Regions from separate parts of the Homo sapiens genome. Here region 2 is linked to region 1. The links are chromatin loops, found by intact Hi-C in ENCODE. Cell type or tissue: K562. All regions are shown on one strand. Links, peaks and the distances in the headings refer to the core of each region. The heading gives the core; the rest is flanking DNA.

Region 1 (2,906 bases), core at 311-2,810:
TCATGCCACTGTGCTCCAGCCTGGGCAACAGAGCAAGACTCTGCCTCAAAAAAAAAAAAACAAACAAACAAAAAAAGGTGTATTGTGGACATTAAATAAAATAATGTATGTAACGTACCTAAGACCTAGCACATAAAACTTTACAACAGATGATGGAGGAAAAGTTATAAATCATATGTAAGTTCACTATTTACATATAGAACATATACCTTTCCTGTGGCTAGAATATCTTTGTCCGCTACTCAAGACATACTTGCCAGGATAGGATACCTGGAAAACAATATTTTTAACCATAAGATTCCTTGAGGTACAAAAAACGCTGGCTGGCTTCAAAGGATATTTCATCTAGGCCCTGAAAGAGGCTGGTCAACTCACTACCCACAGAAGAGCACCCCGACCAGTGACCAGAACTCTCATGTCTACCAGTTGGGAGATTCCTGTCCCTCCCAGGCTCACCATTCCTCTTTCTAATACTGGTTGCTCCTGCAGATTCAGCCCAGCTTCCAGGGTTCATTTACCTTCTACTCTGGAGTCTTGAGTGCCCAAGCTTTCCCTTCTGTCCTGCCCAGGGAAGCACAATCCTGTATCAGTCCTTTCCTTTGCTGAATCTCTCTCAACACCAGCTTTGAACCTTGCTCTCCTATTTATTCTTTTTTTTTTTTTTTTTTTTTGACAGAGTTTTGCTCTTGTTGCCCAGGCTGGAGTACAGTGGGGCGATCTCGGCTCACTGCAACCTCCGCCTCCCGGGTTCAAGCGATTCTCCTGCCTCAGCCTCCTGACTAGCTGGGATTACAGGCACATGCGACCACACCCAGCTAATTTTTTGTATTTTAGTAGAGACGGGATTTCATCGTGTTGGCCAGGCTGGTCTCGAACTATCGACCTCAGGTGATCCACCCACCTTGGCCTCCCAAAGTGCAGGGATTACAGGCATAAGCCACTGTGCCAGGCCATCCTATTTATTCTTAGCTTCATACCTGACACTCCTCTTGGTCCAGGAGGGCCCTGTTCTTTATTCTAGACAAATTCCCTCTAATCTGGCCCTTCTTTGAGAAAACTCCTTGCCTTGTTGTATGAAAATCTTGTGTCAGCCTAGCTCTCACCATAACACAAGTCCAGGCACCCAGAACACTGTTCATTGACCGGAGTCACAGAGAAAATCTCTGCGAGATTTGGGTGGTAGGGAAAGATTATGCCTGTTCTTGTCTTGAGACAATTGAGACAAATGACCTCTCCTTGCCAGACTCTCCAGTGACTACCCTCTAGCCACAGACATGCTGACCTTCAAGCTGTGCACATCCAAAGGGCCTCACTCCAGCTTATCCCACTGCTGCCCTTATCATTTCCCTTCCCTGAGGAATTCACTAATGAGTCCTCAGAGTTGCTCTCATTTCCAATTCCAAATGAATTTCTTTAAAGAAAGGCTCAACCTTGAGTTTCTGGTGAAAGCTGAACTCGTCTTACTTACGTTCTCATTTCCTGGATCCTGTTAGAGGACACAAAAGGTAGTCTTCCCAAGCCTGGCTGGAATGTCTTCTGCTCAATCTCCTAGTCTCCTTGCCTCTCTGAGCTGCCTCTTTGGTGAACTACCTGTTAGGAGACAGCTGGAGATCCCATTCTTAGACTCCAGCAGAGGGCACTGTTGTTCTGGCTTTTCTTTACTTTTTTTTTTCTTTTTTTTTTTTTTTTTTTTCTTTTTTTGGAGACAGTCTCACTCTGTCGCCCAGGCTGGAGTGCAGTGGCGCAATATCGGCTCACTGCAACCTCTGCCCCCCCGGGTTCAAGTGATTCTCCTGCCTCAGCCTCCGGAGTAGCTGGGACTACAGGTGTGTGCCACAATGCCCGGCTAATTTTTGTATTTTTAGTAGAGACAGGGTTTTGCCATGTTGGCCAGGCTGGTCTGGAACTCCTGACCTCAAGTGATCCACCCGCCTCAGCCTCCCAAAGTGCTGGGATTACAGGCATGAGCCACTGTCTCCGGCTTTTCAAACAGGAGCATAAGTGGCACAATTCAACCAAGAATGAATTGGCCAGAGCCACTGAGCCCCTCTGCCTTTCCAAACGGATAAACCTTCTGAAGTTAGAGAAATGTACCTTGGGGCAGAGTGTGATGGCTCATGCCTGTAATCCAACCACTGTGTGAGGCCGAGGCAGGAAGATTATTTGAGCCCAGGAGTTCTAGACTAGCTTGGGCAACATAGCAAGACCCTTTCTCTACAAAAAAAAATTTTTTTAATTAGCCAGGCATGGTGGCACATGCCTGTAGTCTCAACTACTCAGGAGGCTGAGGCAGGAGGATCACTTGAGCCCAGGAGTGAGATGAGGTCTCACTCTGTTGCCCAGGCTGGTCTAAAACTCCTAAACTCAAGTGATTCTCCTGCCTTGGCCTCCCAAAGTACTGGGATTACAGGCCTGGGCCACTGCACCCAGCCTGAGGCATTTTTTTTTTTAGACGGAGTCTCGCTCTGTCACCCAGGCTGGAGTGCAGTGGTGTGATCTCGGCTCACTGCAAGCTCCACCTCCCGGGTTCACGCCATTCTCCTGCCTCAGCCTCTCGAGTAGCTGGGACTACAGGTGCCCGCCACCATGCCCGGCTAATTTTTTGTATTTTTAGTAGAGACAGAGTTTCACTGTATTAGCCAGGATGGTCTCGATCTCCTGACCTCGTGATCCACCCGACTAGGCCTCCCAAAGTGCTGGGATTACAGGCGTGAGCCACCGCGCCTGGCCTGTTTTTCGTTTTTTGAGGCAGGGTCTTGCTCTGTCACCCAGGCTGGAGTGCAGTGGCACAATCACAGCCCACTGCAGCTTCAACCTCCTGAACTTCAGCGATCTTCCCACTTCAGCCTCCCGAGTAGCTGGGACCACAGGCTCGTGCCACCATACCTCAGCCTCCCAAAGTGCTG
Region 2 (2,906 bases), core at 99-2,598, 140 kb after region 1:
ACCTCTTCCTTCCAGCTGTTTTCAGGTTCTGAGAGTATTCTGAATACACTAAATATATCACTGATCCACCTGCACCTGGAGCCCCGCTTTCTGGGCCTTGGTCCTGATCCCCATGGCTGAATTCAGTGCTCATCCACCTACTCCCATACCACCAAATGCTCATTCCCAATGTGGAACTTAACACTTCTGCATCATAACCACCGGCTTTCTTGTTGGTGTCCTTGAGGGGAGCAGCTGTCTGCCTATTCTCTGTTGCATCCCAGGGCCTACATATGGCACTTACCACTCTAGCCTCATTTCTCACCAGTCCTGCTCCTGGCATCTCTGAGCCAGCCACGAGGGCCTGCTGTCAGCTTCTCAGGTCTGCTGAGAGGGAATCTCAGGGCCTTTCCAGGTGCTTCCCTCCTGCCCAAAGTGCTCCTCCTCAGGTCCTCGCCTGGCCAGCTCCTACTTCTTCTTCAGGTCTCTCAGCTTACCTGTCACTCCAGGAAGCCTTCCATGAAGCCCCTGTGTCTAGATAAGTGGCCCTCCTTTGGGGTCTTCCAGCACAGGCATTGGCACTGTATTTTAAGCATCTCTTTGTGCCTCCCACTTGCCTGCAGAACTCAGGCAGGGCAGGGACCATGCTTATCTAATTTGCTGTTGCATCCTTAGTGCCTAGCCCAGAGCCCAGCTCAAAATAGACCAGGGTTTATGCCCTGGGGCCCGTGGATGAGCTGCCAGGGGTTCCTGATGCTCCCAAAATCACATGAAAATGTTTGTAGGCTTATAGTGCATTCTTTTTGGGAGATAATCTGTATTTTTTTATATCATACTCTCAAAGGATATGTGACACCCCTGCCCCCTAAAAAAGGTTAAGAATCAGTGTGTGTAAGCTTTCTGTAAATACTCGTTTTTGATTGGATGCATCCATCGTGACAATAATAGGTGATACTCAATAAACATTATTGAATGAATGAATGAGCCTCCTCTTCACAATTACAGTGTTTTAAATGTTTTCAATGGATTGAGAAAAACCTCAGAAGAAACCTTTGCCAGAAAAAGTTAAAGTGCCCGTTGCTTCAGCCCCTGACTCTGTGGTCCTAAATACGCGGCTCCTCAGTGGGGCCCACAGCTTAAGACCAACGCTTCACAGGCTCACAGCCCCTGTCAGAACCCATCTCCTGCCCTGAAATCCACCTACTGCGCCTTTGCAGCCTGTCAGCTGAAAATAATCCCAGTGAAAGCAGGGGCGAGGTGGAAGCAGAGGAAGCAGGCCCACACACGCCTTTAATGCGGGGGATTCTGCCCCCTGCTGGCTGCCCGGCTCCCCTTCAGCGCCCGGCCGAGAGCCCGGTGGCTGCGACTGAGGTCAGAGCCGGGAGAGGAGAGGGAGGGAGCGAGGCGGAGGCGCCTCGGGAGGGGGCCATCGCCCACCGGGCAGTCTTCCCACCGACGATTAGGCTTTGTCTTCAAAACAAGTTAGAGGTGGTGGCTTCTGCTTTGGAGCCCCCTCGCTTCTTTTCCCGGCTCTCCCGTCTTCGACTTCCAAATTAGGAGCTTAGGGAGGGCAGGGGGCGTGGTGGGGGTGGAGGTCCTTCTGGAGCTCAAGGGAGGTCCAGTCATCCAGACTTGGCTTTCTCATCGATCCCTTTTCCCAGAGCCTGGTTACTGCCGGCACCTTTGGATCCTCGGCCAATTCTCTGCTTCGCCTACACTTGGCGTGCGGTGTACCAGCCTCCCCGCGTCACCATGGAAACAGGAGCCTCTGCATCCATCCCAGAGCTGATCTGTGAAGCTATGAGAAGAATCTGGAGGTGTGTGTGTGTGTGTTTGGGCGGGGCGGGTAGAGAGATAAAGGAAGGGCAAAAGGGGAAAGGTTCAGAGAAAATATGGAGAGAGAAAGAAATCTGGGCGAAGGGGCGGGATTGCTTTATAAGGGTTATTGAATAACTGGTACCCTGTGGAGACGGTCAGCTTCCCTGACAGACCATAAATGCTGTCCTCTCATAGTCAGTCTGAACTGGCCGAACCTCCTTACGGACTGTCAGTTAGTAGCCATGTAACCTTGAGTGAGTGACTTAGCCCCTCTAAGCATCACTTTGCTTATCTGTAAAATAAAAATAATAGCAGCACTCCACAGGGTTATTGTAAAAACCAAGGAGGGGGGATTCATATACAGCACTTAATACAGTGCTTAGCACATAGTGAGTGCTCAAAAATGTAGTTACGGTTGTACATGCTTATGTATCTTTAGTAATGATTTCTGTTATTTCTGTATTTTTCCTCTGCTGAATCAATCGCCAGCTCTTCAATAATAATACCTTAAAAATAATTTAGAATTTTTTTTCTCAGCTTACTGCAACCTCTGCCTCCTGAGTTCAAGTGATTCTCCTGCCTCAGCCTCCCGAGTAGCTGGGACTACAGGCACATGCCACCACACTCGACTAATTTTTTATTTTTAGTACAGACAGGGTTTCACCATGTTGGCCAGGCTGGTCTCAAACTCCTGACCTCAGGTAATCCACTCACCTCAGCCTCCCAAAGTGCTGGGATTATAGGTGTGAGCCACCGCACCCGGCATACTTTAGAATTTTTAAAATCATGTCATCCTTGCGCAGGGACCATGCTAATCTCTGTATCGTTCCAATTTTAGAATATGTGCTGCCCAAGTGAGCACTACTTTACAATTTTCTTTCTCCTTTCCTTCCTTCCTTCCTTTCTTCCTTCCTTCCTTCCTTCCTCTCTCTTTCTCTTTCTCCTTCTCTTTCTCTCTCTGTCTCCTTTTTTTTTTGAGACAGTCTCGCTCTGTCACCCAGGCTGGAGTGCTGTGGTACAATCTCAGCTCACTGCAACCACCTCTGCCTCCCAGGTTTAAGCGATTCTCCTGCCTCAGCCTGCCAAGTAACTGGGATTACCGGTGTGTG

What was found. Peaks named below come from ENCODE experiments on the same cell type or tissue, not always from the same donor. Only the 100,000 strongest peaks of a DNase experiment are listed, where the experiment ranks them.
Region 2: it touches region 1 in a loop (6-fold over the local background); 9 of 110 quality-filtered maps call a loop at or near these places.

Annotation. Positions count from the first base shown.
Region 1 is chr12:48,752,020-48,754,925 of GRCh38, forward strand. All of the region lies in intron 1 of SPMIP11 (sperm microtubule inner protein 11), which reads left to right. Among named protein-coding and RNA genes, the nearest start is that of MIR4701, 19 kb to the right of the region's middle. In K562, for the core only: a CTCF peak has its summit at 1,621 (motif pointing right); a DNase peak (open chromatin) is centred at 1,595.
Region 2 is chr12:48,889,570-48,892,475 of GRCh38, forward strand. It overlaps the pseudogene RNU6-600P. Among named protein-coding and RNA genes, the nearest start is that of DRC2, 13 kb to the right of the region's middle. In K562, for the core only: a CTCF peak has its summit at 1,291 (motif pointing left); a DNase peak (open chromatin) is centred at 1,302.